2 separate regions of the Homo sapiens genome follow, and region 1 is linked to region 2. A link is an interaction called in ENCODE POLR2A ChIA-PET data of the cell type or tissue named here. Cell type or tissue: IMR-90. All regions are shown on one strand. Each heading gives the region's core, and the rest is flanking DNA. Links, peaks and the distances in the headings are about the cores only. Region 1 overlaps KIFAP3 (kinesin associated protein 3). Region 2 overlaps KIFAP3 (kinesin associated protein 3).

Region 1 (7,957 bases), core at 1,011-6,010, 66 kb before region 2:
TGGTAAAAGAAACAAAGAGAAATCAATAACCAATATAAAAGATTCTTCAACAACAAAGTAAATAATCAAACATTAAAATTCAATGTGAGGCTAGGAATGAAACAGGAAGCTATTCTATACTCTAGGAGAATCTGTCTGCTGCTCATGTCAATGAAAAAATTCTAAAAAGCAATGTCCTGAGGTGGCACATCATTCAGGTAAGGTGAGAGGAAGGAAAGACTCACCTTTAAAACATAGGTACTACATTAAAAGAACAAGAAATTCCTGAACATTGGGAGAAGCTAAAAAAATTAAAATAAATAAAAGAATAACAAGGGAAATTCTCTAATTAATTTTATATACATGTATGTATACATATAGCTTGTGTGTGTGTGTGTAGCTTCCAAAGGCAAACTCAGGATAAAGGGTATCTGTTAGAACAGAAAGTACAGAGAAGAGTCCAAAAATTATAATAATTTCTACTGGCAGATGAATAATATAGATAAGAAGCAGTTCTCAGATATAACAATTTATATTAATTTTATATAGTGAAACTAAACGTCTAATTTCCAAAAGTAGGATGATTCATTTTGCAGCCAGTCCTAATTCTGCTCTTATGTACTTTCTCATTTTCCTTTTCTCTTCACACTTATGGTCAAAGGTGAAAGTTCCTTGCAGTTCTCCCACACCTTCCTGCTTTAACAGAGGATCTGTGATCCTCTATTAAAAAAACTCTGAATACGTTTCCAATTTCCTATAATATTCATCTAAAATGATCATCATATCCAAAAGTTTGCTAAAAACTAAAGGACTGAAGTTAAGAGAAGCTCTAGGGACACAAGGCTATGGACAACTAATCTTTCTTATACCACAATTCTCTGAGAGAAGGTTAAAGAGAATGGGTTAAACAAACAATGGTATTGTTCCTATTGCATGTTCAACATAGTTTTTCTCATTTAGACCTTACAGTAATTAAAGGGGTAGGTATTATCTTTGATTCAGAGATGAGGCAATGACATTCACTAAGGCTATGACCCTTTCAAAAGGAAACACAGATGTGAATCTGGGATTCAAACCTAGGTCTGACTATAAAGCTCATGCATGTACTTTTAACCAAGCCTTCCAGGAGGCAGCAGAGGGAGTGAAATCAATAATGCCAAATAAATGTAAGTTATCATCATCATTCCTTAGGGCGAAGTACAGGAAGGAGATGCATCTAGAGGGACTCTGTACGATCTGCTGGACCTGGGACTCATGGGGAAAAGGGTGAGAAGATTGGCAGTGGTGAAGAGAAGACATGAAATGGAGAAATGCAATCAGATATTTCTCAGAGGACCTGTGCCCAGATATAGCAGGTTCCAATGGATGAAAGAATTTCCTGATGGGGCAAACTGCATTATCCCCCAAGCAGTTTTGAGGACTAGACCTACAGCAGCCTAAGTTCTGAAACTCATTCTCACTAAATTGGACAATAACTGCATCGATCTGTGATTTTATGAGAAAAACAAGGTGCTAGAAGCTTAAAACATAGGTAGACTGATAAAAGCAATACTCTAACATTGGCTGACAGCTCAGGCTCTGGAGGCAGAATGCTCGGGTTCAATCTGTGGCTCTTCCACTCATTAGCTATACAGTCTTGTGAATGTTATTTAAATTCTGTGTTTCAGTTTCATCATCTGTAAAAATGGGATAATAACTGTACCTACCTGAAAAGGTTGTTGTGTGAGGATGAGATGAGAGAATCCTGGTAAAGCAATTAGCACTAAGTTTGACATACAATAAATCAATTCAATAAATATCATTTCTTATTATTATGTTGACAATAACATTTTTTCTGTTTTACTAATACAACAGTACTATCATGTGTTCCTAATATATATGATGCTTTGTGTTTTTTATCCTCAAGACTTGAACTGTAGTTAGAAGTAAAGTAAGTTGGAGAGGCAGCCGAGATTTCTGAGATAAGCTAGACACAGTTCAGAGGTATACTCTGAGCCTATGGCCGAGCCACTTACCTTTCTACCTAGTCATTTTCCTATAAAGCTCTGCTGTTTGGCCGGACACAGAGGTTCATGCCTGTAATCTTAGCACTTTGGGAGGCTGAGGCATGTGGATTACCTGAGGTCAGGAGTTCAAGACCAGCCTGGCCACCATGATGAAACCCTGTCTCTACTAAAACATAAAAATTTGCCAGGCATGATGGCAGGTGCCTATAATCCCAGCTACTCAGGAAGCTGAGATGTGAGAATCACTTGAATCTGGGAGATGGTGGTTGCAGTGAGCCGAGATCGTACCACTCCACTCCAGCCTGGGCAGCTGAGTGAGACGTCTCAAAAAAAAAAAAAAAAGAAAAAAAAAAGGATAAAAAAAAAAAAACTCTGCTGTTCATAAAATTTAGGCTTAGGAGAATCATCTTATACCTGAGGCTCTACTCAGTGACCCATATGTAATAAGAACCCATCATCATTCTCTCACTCTCATAGAGTTATAAATCCCTTAATGGAAAAAAAAAAAAACTTTAGTAAAGAAAATGATCCCCTCTCAATACCCCCCTCCACACACATTCAGAAATCTCTTATCCTTTCAGGTTTCCTTCTTTTAACAGAACTTACTTTCACTCTTAAAGTGGGGAACAGTCATGGAGATGATGGGCTATCAAGCAGACGAAAGAACAGACAGAAGTCTGAGGACACTGAAGAGAAACCTCACAATTAGCTACCCTGTTTCATTTACCTTTAAACAGCATGTCCCAGGCAAATAAAACCTATATGACAGAGGTGTTTTCCCCATGTTTTAGCTGAACACAACTGAACAAAAGAAATCGGACTACAACTAGTGCTTCACCAGATATATATATATATATATACACACACACACACACACACACACACACACACACACACCACACACACTTTTTTTTTTTCTTGAGGAAACAGTGTGAAAGGAGGTGATGACAGAGCTAAGGGACTATAATATTCTAACCCAAGTTGCTAATGTGTCTTCTGGATTTTATGTGAGTAAAGTTTCCCCTAGAATTTAAACAACTGATTTACAAATAACTATAAATTTAATTCCCCCCCTTTTTGTAATTAGGGAATGAAAAAGATATAAACTGGCATTTGGCCTTTTATTCAGAAAAATACGTAAATATTTTATAAACGGTCTTGTTACCCACATATTATCTTGATGATTCTAGTTCTATCCTACAGTTACAAATCACATATTTTCTTTCTCTTCTAAATAATTTCAATATATGAAGACTACAGTATATAAACCATATGTATCTTATTCACTGAATCATAAATGATTACATAAATAATCAATACTTAATAAAAATGCAGCCTATAACTTCACGGCATCTAGCAGATATCTGGAACCTACAACAAAAAGACAAGGCATTTTAGAACAAAATTGAGTACGTGGAGGGGGAAGATGTCTGGCAATAACCTGAATTCATCTATTCAAACACAGGTCTGCAAAGAAAGTAAAGACTCTTTGGCAGCCAACATTTAATATTACGACTTAAAGGCTAATTTGCAGATCACATAGCAATAAACAGCTATTAGAGAGATTAAATGGTCTAAGTAAAATAAAGAGCTTATCTTTTATTGTAAACTAATAGTCTTCTTCATTCACTGAAAGAAAGAACATCTGAGTTCTTACAAAATAAAGCTCAAGAAAAAAAATCTTATATACCCTAAGTGAATTCCTACAAGAAATGAGGATTGGAGGGTATGATTTTCTCGTAAGAATTCATGACTAGAAGCCATAAACTGTAGCTAACCGGCTATGATTCCTCTACATCCTACAAATGGTAGACATTTCAAAAAGGCTCCTTTAAGACATAAAGACATCAATTATTCCCTAACGGCATCCCAAGTAAAAACAGGCTGCCAACAGTCAGCATGCTGGCACAGCACCAAAGACTGTGAATTTTAAGCAAGGGCAGTGAAAAGACTGAGTATCTTGAGAACTAGGTTCTTAATGACTGGAGGTGGATTAGTTAAATCTGTTCAAGTAATAAGGGCAGGGTAGAAAAAAAATGGCCTAGTCATTATGATTCCTTTGGTATTTATGGTAATAAACATGAATCATGATGAACTCACTGGCTATTAAACGCAGAGGTCATAAGTACTTCGATAGGATTTCCACAGGAATTCACCGTTAATTAGCTGGATCATTATTTGAAAGTGTTACTGAATTATCTTAGCATTTGTGCAGCCATTCCCCTCAAATTGGTCATTCCCAGCTGAGGGCAGTTAATGCCTTAACAAACTGGTCATTAACTCCAGTAACTGATTTTGTGGGAATTATTGCACTTATAAAGTACATTCAAGAGTTTATAAGAAACATTGCATCTTTTTTTCTTTTTAAAGAAATTTACAGCTGTAGTTCAGCTGGAGCAGCTGAAGGAGAAAAAACTATCAGCTCTCTGGGCTGCTCTCACAATCGATTTTCTGCCAATTAAAGGGCAAAACACATGCTGATGGGTTTTGAATTTTAAAATGTCTTCAGTTTTTTCATCTGTGAAGTGATCAGTAAAAACACCATTCAATTACTAATTTTGTAAGACACTTGGGATTTTTCATTCACAGTTCAGTCAAGCAGAAATACGAGTTCTGAACATGAGAACTCAAAAGCCAAATTTCCGCTTCTGCAGTAGATCCAGCCCAACACTGTGAAAACAAAGTGAGAACACAAGTTATGGGCCACATTATTAGCCAGATTCTCATTCCCTTCTATACTCTATGTCTTCTTCTTTCAAAGTGGAACACTCCCTTTGATGTCACAGAGGCTCCATGAAAAGATAATAGAAGTGGGAATATAAGCACACCTATATTAGGATAGAATAGCATTAAGGTGATATATTACCCCTGGAAAGTCTATATGAATACAACGTGCTTCAAAATTTGCAGGTGTCTTTACATTTATTACGGAGTGAGAGCCCCTAAAGTTCTATCAATACAGTGAAAATGCCACAGGTGAAAACCACCACTTAAAAGATAATTGCAACAATTATTGAACATGTTAACTACACACTGACATAGACTAAAAACACATTGAAGCTATATCAGAACATCTTTGATACATGTTTCCATATAATTTTATGCTTAACTTATTAGAGCATATACTGCAGATATATACTCAATATAAACAGATAGCCTTAGTTTAAACTTGAATTTGCACAGACCAATGTTTAAGACTGTAACTACATTGGATGATCTCTTTTATAATATATTTGTCTATAGTCGAGATTTGAGATGAACAGATAAAAACCAACAGTTGTTAACCAACAGTTAAGGGGAAAAAATAACATAATTTATAGGTTACAAAGATCAGTATGAAAACATTAAGTACAACAATAGTTTCTGAGGTACAGTGGTTCACGGATAAGTAATTTTTTATGTCCAATTATTTAATTTTAAAAGTATGAGAAACTAACATTGCAGATCTACCAGTAAGCTAAACATTGTTTTTAGAGATAGTCACTAAATGAGTACTCTTATATAGAACATTTTTGATAGATTTTCATTTGTTTTAGTATGTACAACTGTACATTTTGCCACACAGCTTATTTTTCATCATATCTTCAATTATTTTATTATGTCTTCTGTAGAATTTTTATTACATCCATAGAATACAAGTTATTTGCAATAAGATCTAAAGAATACACATACTTGTGGTACAAATGATAAGGATCAAAATAAAGCCCTTAACAATGACTGCTTTCTAGCCTGTATGTCCAAATCATTGACTTAATATGCTTTGGCCAAATTTTACCATCTAGAAATGGAGACACCCTAGGCAATATTCACACACACACAGTATTGGAACCAGCTGGTGACAGAAGAATCTTAAGAAAAAAGGCTTCTTGATTTAATTGGGAAAACAGGAGGAAGCATAAATTTTACTGCCATTAATAACTTCAAGCAATCTTGATATGAGTCTACCTCACCCTGACGGCGAGACATGTGCTTTCTGTTAAACTGTTTGCCACTTCTGACCCCTATTGTTTGCTCACTTGATCAGGTAAGAAAATGTAGGTTTATTTATAGGATAAATGAGGCCTATTAAAATTGAGAAACAGTGTAGTAGTCTATGAGGAGTTGTGTTCTGAAACAGATGTGTGAAATTCCATAACAGTTCGGTAATAAACAGAACAACCAAACCAATTTATTTTTTAAAAAATCTACTTTAAGTTTCTTAAAGAAACTATCATAAAGGCAACCTAGTTTCAAAAAAATGGAAAACACTTCATTTTGCTTGGAAATCATTATTCTGACCATTTCCAAACAGTTTTTAATAAGTCAGAAAAGGCAAAATGTTGCTTTCTTCACAAAATAAAGTTTCATTTTTTCATTCTTTATGATGCTGTTGGTAAATTAAAAGTTAGATCATATTAATATAAAGTAAATAAGTGAATTTAAAATTGTGGAAAAATTTCAAAGGTGTTCAGAAGTTAACTTTGTCAATTTTCTTTTAAAGACATATGACAGAATGGTCAAAGGAAATAACCCTTAGTTTTTATATGATCAAAGTTTAGAGTTCAACAGTATCTGCTCTGGTGATCTCCAAAAATAAGGGAAATCAGACTTGTCTAAACCGGAAGAAATCAAACATTTGTCACTTAACTCTTGACCTGGTCTGACTCCTTACATGCTGATGAAACTGTTCTACAGCTCTGTAAAATGCCCCAAACCCATATTACCTAAATGTAATCTAGACAAAAATGAATCAGGTGCCATTCTTACTCTCAAAATCAATTTTGGGTCTACTCACAGAATAGAGAAACATTTATATCAATATGGAACACCTTAGAAACTCTAATTTGTCTTCCAATGAAGACAATATGGTCTAACATTACTGACTAAAAATTAGACCTTTTGAAATTATTCACATAAAATTGTGAAACAGGCCTGATGTGCTATTGAATTTAGGAGTCCCAATTTTCCTGTCATAACCAATAACATTAGTTTCTGCACAAGCCAGCCATGCAAACTGGCACAGATTTAAAACTCTTAAAGTTAGAAGAATCAAAATTTACACAGGTAGAACTCAGAATCAAAATTTAAATGATGGCTCAAACCTTCATACTAGTAGCTTTCAGTGCCATACGTTTATCACTGACCAGGGTGGCTCTGCTGATTAAAAGATAACTTTAAGAAATATGTCAGAGCTATTAACTTTTTTAGTTAATTTGCATAGGTTTATAAATTATATATGAAAATGCTTAACACAAGTACACCAGATGAATATTCACTTATTCTAAGTATAGAAAAGCTTAGCAACATCTATTGGTAACACTACTAATTCCTCAGTTTTTAAGGATGAGAAACATTCTCATCTCTGCTTATAAATGAGCTAAGGAGGTATCCCAAGGCAGGGTAATTCTGTGATACTGGGTTCTAATTATATGGACTTCTGAATACGTTTAAAGAACAGTTTACTAACCTAGGATTAAGACTGCCATTTCATCTATTTGAACAGTGGTTCTCAAACTATCTGTGGTGGTGAGCCAGGTTTTTTCATTTCTTCCCCTAACATTTTTATTAAAGTACAATAAAAATGAAATTAAACAAAAGATATATAAAATAGAAGATGCAAATTTTTATTATTACATTCAGCAGACAAAATCTTATTCAGTCAAACTGCTATATGTGTCTAAGTGCTTACTTTCAATTTTTGGACTTACTCATTATAGACCAGTAACAACCAATAACAAATAGACCAAGTATTGCTCTGTGGACCATACTTTGAGTATCACTGTATTAGAAGATTCCTGCCCTGAATTCACTGATACATGAGAAAGCTATAAAATATAAGTGAAATTAAGGTGCTATTTCAATGTTTAAAACAAACCCTCTATAACAAATCCTCCCGGCCGTGTGAGGTGTCAGTCCACACCTACTGGGGGGTGCCTCCCAGTTAGGCTACTCGGGAGTCAGGGACGCACTTGAGGAGGCAGTCTGCCCGTTCT
Region 2 (7,957 bases), core at 1,516-6,515:
AAAAGAAGACATTTATGCAGCCAAAAGACACATGAAAAAATGCTCATCATCACTGGCCATTAGAGAAATGCAAATCAAAACCACAATGAGATACCATCTCACACTAGTTAGAATGGTGATCATTAAAAAGTCAGGAAACAACAGGTGCTGGAGAGGATGTGGAGAAATAGGAACAGTTTTACACTGTTGGTGGGACTGTAAACTAGTTCAACCATTGTGGAAGACAGTGTGGCGATTCCTCAAGGATCTAGAACTAGAAATACCATTTGACCCAGCCATCCCATTACTGGGTATATACACAAAGGATTATAAATCATGCTGCTATAAAGACACACACACACATATATTTATTGTGGCACTATTCACAATAGCAAAGACTTGGAACCAACCCAAATGTCTATCAATGATAGACTGGATTAAGAAAATGTGGCACATATACACCATGGAATACTATGCAGCCATAAAAAAGGATGAGGTCATGTCCTTTGTAGGGACATGGATGAAGCTGGAAACCATCATTCTGAGCAAACTGTCGCAAGGACAGAAAGCCAAATACCGCATGTTCTCACTCATAGGTGGGAATTGAACAATGAGAACACTTGGACACAGAATGGGGAACATCACACACTGGGGCCTGTCACGTGGTGGGGAGAGGGGGGAGGGATAGCATTAGGAGATATGCCTAATGTAAATGACGAGTTAATGGGTGCAGCACACCAACATGGCATATGTATACCTATGTAACAAACCTGCACGTTGTGCACATGTACCCTAGAACTTAAAGTATAATTTAAAAAAAGAGTAAAATAAATAAATAAAATAAAACCACAATGAGATACCATCAAAAAAAAAAAAAAGAAAAAGAAAATGTGTCAGGTTAAAGGGCAAAAAAAAAAACCCACCACCCCCAAACCCTACATTGCTTAATGCCACTGTTGCTTAACACCTTGATATTCATCCTATTAACACTGCTTTTCATTGTTACAAAACTCTTTTTGTGTTTGGTTTTTTCATTTTTTAAAAAAAACAGACCCAAAGCTTACAAAACTTCTTTTGTTTTGATATTCACTCTAATTAGTCTACTCACATGTGAACCCATTCCAGTTAGACTTTGGCTCTAAACTCTACTCCTACCTTACCAAAAAAGCTCTGGTCAAGGTCATCAATTTCTTCCATGTTCTAAATATTTAAAGTTTTTACATTTTTGTCTTTGATTTATCTGTATATTATTTTTGTATTTTTGTGGGGATAAATTTTAACTTTTTTCCATAGAAACAACCAATTGTATGAGCAGGTTTTGCTGTGTCTTTTACACTTTTTTTTTGGTAGAAGTCATAGTCAAGCACATTTTGCATCTGGAACCAGTATGTACCTACTACACACATAAATGAAACAAAAAATTCATGAAATCATGCCTATTCTTATCATGTGAAAAGCACTCTATCCTATTCACAACCCACTGATACATTGTGACCCTACTGCTTAGAAATAAACATTTATTTATAGTCTTTTTTTTTTAATCACTGGTTGGCAATGTTACCTCTTTGCAAAAATGGGAATGAAACCACCTTTGCAAAAATTATAACAGTGAGAGAAATCTAACCTTACTCCATCTTGCTTCCAACCTCACATGCTACCTGCCTCTATCGACTCTAAAACAAAAATGATAACAATCCCTTCCCAAAACTAGCCTTGAAACCACCTTTGTAAGACTAATGAAAGGCCCCAATATTAGAATTACGGGAGGGACCTAAATTCTGCTAAGCCAGTAGATGCAGTTAAACGATAACCAGCCATTGTTCCCTAGTTTGCCTTTCTATAATAATCTACTGCTCCAGAGGTCACAAGATTTGTATCTTCCCTAATTGCTCTGATAGATAACAACACTATTGTCAAAACCTAAGATTAGTCTTTGAGATATTTTTCAGACTTTTGTATTCTGGACACTGACTGACTCCACCTGGACCTGTGACTCACACCACTGAACTAATTCAACTGGTTCTGTGATCCCCACCCAGGAACTGACTCAGCACAAGAAGATAGCTAAACCTGCTATAATATCATCCCCAAGTCAATCAATCAGTGTCTCCCATTTCCTAGCCCTCTGCCCTCCAAACTGTCCTTGAAAAACCCTAACTTCCAACTTTTGGGGGAGGCTTGTATGAGTAACACTCCCACCCTGCTGCTTGGCTAGCCCTGCAATTATTAAACTCTTACTCTACTGCAATACCGCTGTCACAGTGAGTTGTTTTTTTCTCTGTAGTGGGCAAGAATAACCCATAGACACACCCATGTGTGTCTATTTCTAGGCTTTTCATTTTATTCAGTTGGTTTACTGAGCTATTTTTACATCGATACCTGAGGGAAGTGTTCCCAACCTGGCTCTTCCATATTTTTCTCAGTATTGCGGGACCTTTCCCTGTCCACTTAAAAATTTAAAATTGTGTTTCAAATTCAGTAAAATACCTTTTGGGATAATGACTGACATAATGAATTTTCAGATTAAGGCATCTATCCATGAAAATGATAAATCTACTTTTAAGATTTAATTTTCTTTTAATGAAATGATATAAATTTCTTTAGAAAGGTGATGCCCATCATTTATTATTAGATTTATTCCCAAGTACCTTATATTGTTATTTGCATTTGTAAATAACTTTTTTGCTAACAATATTTAACCAACTATATCAAAATTCAATTTGGGAGTGGGAGGTATATAGATGTTACATCCAGCAACTGTTGCTTAATACCTTGATATTAATGCCAATAGCTTGAACATTATTTTAGGTTTTCTCTACAAACTAATATATAATTTGTGAATAATATCAGTTTCATTTCTTCTCTTCCTATCTTTATACCTTTTCTATTTCTTATCTTACTACCTGTTTAGGACTCCTGGTGAAATGTTGAGGTGGTTACATAGGTATCCTTGGATCATCCTTAATGTTAAGGGAAATGTTTCTAAAGTTTCCTCATTTACTGATGTTACTTTATTTTTTGAGAAAGGGTCTCACTCTTGTCACCTAGGCTGAAGTGCAGTGGTGTGATCACAGCTCACTGCAGCCTTGCCTCCCAGGCTCAGGCAATCCTCCCACCTCCACCTTCCAAGTAGCTGGGACTACAGGCATGCACCACCATGCCCAGCTAAGTTTTGTATTTTTTATAGAGATGGGGTTTCAACATATTGCCCAGGCTAGTCTTGAACTCCTGGGCTCAAGCGATCCACCAGCCTCAGCCTCCCAAAGTGCTGGGATGACAGGCATGAGCCAACACACCTGGCTAGTTTCCTCATTTAATATGTTTATATCATAATTCCCTTTTATTTATGGCTTTAGTTTTTTCCTTAAATCATGAATGTGTAGTGAATGTCATCAAATGTTTTTCTGCATCCATTGGAGGATCATGTATTGTTCTTCTTTAATTCATAAATATACTACATCAAATTCATTAAATACATAAAACCATACTCATATTCTTAGAATAAGCACAACTTGTTAATGCTGTCTTAAAGCACTGTTAGATTAAATTTGCATCCTTGCTCATTCAGCCTGCAATTTTCCTTTCTAATGTCCTTTTTCTGACTTTCATATGGAGATTATTCTAAAATCTTAATATAAATTAGTTGAGGAGTATCCTTTTTTTTCTAGACTTCTTGGAAGAGTTGTACATAATTGGAAGCATCTGTTTCCCAAAAATTTTGTTAGAATTTGACTTTAAAACTGTCTGGATGTAGCAGATTTTATCAGTATGAAATACTCCTCTGTAGTTTTTACAGTATACGTTTTCTTAAAGCCTATTTTATCTGACATTAATATGGTCATTTTAGCATTCTTATGCTTACTGTTTGATTGCACCCATTTACCATTAACTTACCATGTCCATACTTAAAAGTATATTTTTTGGGGATGACAGATAGTTGGGTCTTGCTTTTCTTTTTTCTTTATAAAAGAAATATTGGTGGCCGGGCGCAGTGGCTCACGCCTGTAATCCCAGCATTTTGGGAAGCCGAGGTGGGTGGATCATGAGGTCAGGAGATCGAGACCATCCTGGCTAACATGGTGAAACCCTGTCTCTACTAAAAAATACAAAAAATTAGCTGGGCATGGTGGCGGGCACCTGTAGTCCCAGCTACTTGGGAGGCTGAGGCAGGAGAATGGCGTGAACCCGGGAGGCGGAGCTTGCAGTGAGCCAAGATCATGCCACTGCCCTCCAGCCTGGGCGACAGAGCAAGACTCCACCTCAAAAAAAAAAAAAAAAAAAAAAAAAAGAAATATTGGTAATCTCTGCCTTTCCATTGGAACATTAAAACCTATGCTGTCTGATACAATAGTCACTAGCTACATGGGTCTATTTAAAATTAAATTTAAATACATTACATTTTAAAAATAATTAAAAATGCAATTCCTTAGCTGTACTAACCACGTTCAAAGTGTTCATTAGCCATACAGCCAGTGGCTATGTATTTGATGATGCAGCTGTAAGTCATTTCCATCAGGGAAGAAAGTTCTATTGGACATTATTGTTTTGGATCATTTAATGCAATGACTGACATACTTAGATTCAGATCTATCACTTCATTTTTATTTCCTGTTTGGCCCAACTATACTTTGATTATTTTCCTAACAGCCTTGTGAATTATTATTTTTTAAATTCCATTTTGTGTAGATGTTTTCACTATACTTTTAAAAACTGTTTTTGGTGGTTGCTTTAGGAAAAACAATGTTTTAGTTACCTTTTTTTTTTCACAAGGTATTTAAGAATTAATGCTGTGCTACTTCACAAATTGCAGGTCTATTGCCTACACCCCCCCCCCCATTCTTTATGTTATAGCTGTCATATGCATTATGTGTACATACCTTATAAACTCACACAAAAATTTCATAATTTTTGCTTTCAAGTCATATGTATTTTTAAAAAATTAAGAGGGAAATAATCTCTTATATGTACTCAAATATTTATAATTCCTGATGCTTTTCATATTGGTAAAACCAAAACAAGTTTTATATTTCTATTACTAACATTAGACTTGGTAATAGAGAAACAGAGGATTAAGGTAATTCAAACCAATGCACCTTCTAAGAAAATCTTAAAAGCTGGGGGCAAAAACACGTATGTGTGTATCTGTTTGAGGCCATAAGAGAACTAAAAAGGCACAAAAAATTACAGTGCCAAGATCCAGGAGAAAAAGAAAATGAAGAGAGGTAAATCTTGAATTTGAGGCTACTTTTCCCTAGAGGTATCTGCTAACTGAAAAGAGAGGGCTGAGAGGTTGAGAATCTTTTAATAATCACATGAGGCTAGAGACACAAAAACTGGATTCTAGAGTGCACCAAACAACAGTGGCTCTGGTAAAGCTCCAAGCTTTAAGCTTGAAACAGGAGGACTACCTCCTAGGAGTAACTGTGAAACAGATGCAGATCGGTCACCAACAAGACTAAAAAGCCCAGTTTAATGTAATTGAATCTCTGAGAACTAATTAAGGTGACCCTAAATTTTCAGTAATCCTTACTAACATAAATAAAATATAATCTTCTCTGGAAAAAGAGAACATCATCCTGAGCCTCAAATGATTATTTATACATTTATATTCCTATATATGATACTCAAAGAATAGTCATCTTCAGAAAAAACTAGATAATTTTTTTAAATTTCTAGAATTAAAAATACAATAACCAAAATTAAGAATAATAATAAATAAATAGGTTTAATAGCAGATTAGATACGGGTAAGGAGATAATTTATGGCATAAAATATAAGTCAGAAGAAAACACCCAGAATAAAACATAGAGACAAAAAGATGTAAAACACAAGCAAAAGTATAATTCAGCAATGCATACTGAGTAGGTCTAGCATATGTACTTGAAGTCCCAGAAAAAAGGTGAGAGAGAATGGGTACAGAGCAATATATGAAAAGATAATGGCTAAGTGACATCAGTGAAAACGGCAGAGTAGGGACCTCTAGAGGCTGGCACTCCCCAGAAGCACTAAAAACTTGGCAAAAAAAACCTATCACAATCAACCTCATCAGAACTCTGGAAGACAGTCAAAGGTTTACAGCAACCAAGTGAATGTTTAATCAGAAGAAAGGTTACAGAAACAAGGTAGGCGATCATTATGGTCTTTTCACTTACCCTAGACATCCACCCCACTCTCAAGCACAGTGGCAGTCTTCAAGATGGCAGCCCACGTTCCCACTGTTAATACTTGGTTCTAGAGGAGTCAAGTGGACCTTGCTCCCAAGGAATTTTGTCTGATTGTTTTGCAACTGACTGAAGTTTCCTTTGAGGTCAGCTGCAAGGGGCTTTCCTTTGTTTTGACTAATTTTAAACTCTTATCAGGATAGTGCAGCTATGCAGTCACTGAAATCAGTGAAAGCCAAGCATACAAGCTGCTGGCCCCTGGGATAAATAGTAATAGCTGGGTCAAACAAAACACAAGCTGAAAGCCCAAGAGGAAAGTCCAGGGAGTCAGACATTTTGGGGGAATAGATGCTTTGAAAAGCTATTGCATATAAAGAGAAATCTAGAAATCCATGAGCATGCTCAGGGCAGAATACATACCCAGAAAAAACCTGGGAAGATCATAAGCTTTTACCTCTGGCTGGTCTTCAGGCTCTGTGCAAGCAGCAAATGAAGGCTAAGGTAAAATTGTAAATTGCCTGGCTAAGTGTTGAAGCCATATCCAAACACTGAGTCAACCTACAAAGATCTGAAGAGTATTTTTTTCTTTTCTTTTTTTCCTTTGGATACCATAATATTCAAAATACCCAGTTTTCAACAAAACAAAATATGAAACATGCAAAGAAACAAGAAACTCATTCTCATTCTCACAATAAAAAAAATTAACAGAAACTGTCCATGCTACAGCACAAACACTGGACTTATCAAAGACTTTAAATCAACTGTCTTAAATATGTCCAAAGAGCAAAAAGAAACCAGTGCAAATAACTAAGAAAAAGGAGAAACACAATGTCTCAACACATAAATAGTTTAAAAATATATTATCATAAGGATCCAAACAAAAACACTAGATCTGAAAAGTACAATAACTGAAATAAAAAAATCACTACAGGGTTTTTAACAGCAGATCTGAGCAGAGAGAGAAAAGAATCAGCAAACTTGAAGATATGTCAAATGAAACTGTCCATTTTGAGGCACAGAAAGAAAACAGAATGAAGAAAAATAAACAGAACCTAAGAGACTTATGGAACACCATCTAGTATACCAACATATGCATAATGAGGGTATGAAAGGAGAGGAAGAAAGAAACATAGAGAATACTGGGAGAAAAAACAGTCAAAAACTTCCCAAATTAGACCAAAGACAAACTTACACATCCAAGAAGCTCAATGAAATTCAAAGATAAACTCAAACAGATCCACAATAAGACACTCTATACTGACGCTCTATTTAAAAAAATAAATAAAAGATTTTGAATTAATAACCTAATTTTACACCTTAAGGGGCTAGAAAAAGAAGAGCAAACAAAACCCCAAGCTAGCAGAAGGAAATAATAAAAAGCAGCAACAGAGACTAGAAAAAGAATAGAGAAAATGAAACCAAAGGTTAGTTCTTTGAAAAGATCAACAAACATTTTTGGAAAACTTTTAGTTAGACTGACTAAAAAAGAAAAGAAGAGACTCAAATTACTAAAATCAGAAATGAAAGTGGGACATTACTGCTGCTCTTTTGATGATTAAAAAATTACAAGAGAATAATATGAACACCAACAAATTGGATAACCTACATGAAAAAGAATAATTCCTAGAAACACACAAACTACCAAAACTGACTCAAAAGACACAGAAAATCTGAACAGAATTAGAAGTAAGGTGATTGAATCAGTAATCATAAACCTTTCAACAAGTCCAGTACCAGATGGCTTCACTGGTGAATTCTACCAAGCATTTAAAGACAAATTAACATAAATACCCCTCAAACTCTTCCAAAAGATATAA

What was found. ChIA-PET counts read pairs that join two places held together with the same protein. Peaks named below come from ENCODE experiments on the same cell type or tissue, not always from the same donor. Only the 100,000 strongest peaks of a DNase experiment are listed, where the experiment ranks them.
Region 1: POLR2A ChIA-PET joins it to region 2 with 13 read pairs; 3 of 35 experiments call an interaction of 5 or more read pairs at or near these places.

The regions. Positions count from the first base shown.
Region 1 is chr1:169,995,556-170,003,512 of GRCh38, forward strand. All of the region lies in intron 10 of KIFAP3 (kinesin associated protein 3), which reads right to left. Among named protein-coding and RNA genes, the nearest start is that of KIFAP3, 75 kb to the right of the region's middle. RefSeq lists an enhancer at 7,657-7,957. In IMR-90, for the core only: no CTCF peak of the experiment used is centred there; a DNase peak (open chromatin) is centred at 4,046; H3K27ac peaks cover 144 bases.
Region 2 is chr1:170,061,373-170,069,329 of GRCh38, forward strand. All of the region lies in intron 1 of KIFAP3 (kinesin associated protein 3), which reads right to left. Among named protein-coding and RNA genes, the nearest start is that of KIFAP3, 9.3 kb to the right of the region's middle. In IMR-90, for the core only: no CTCF peak of the experiment used is centred there; no DNase peak of the experiment used is centred there.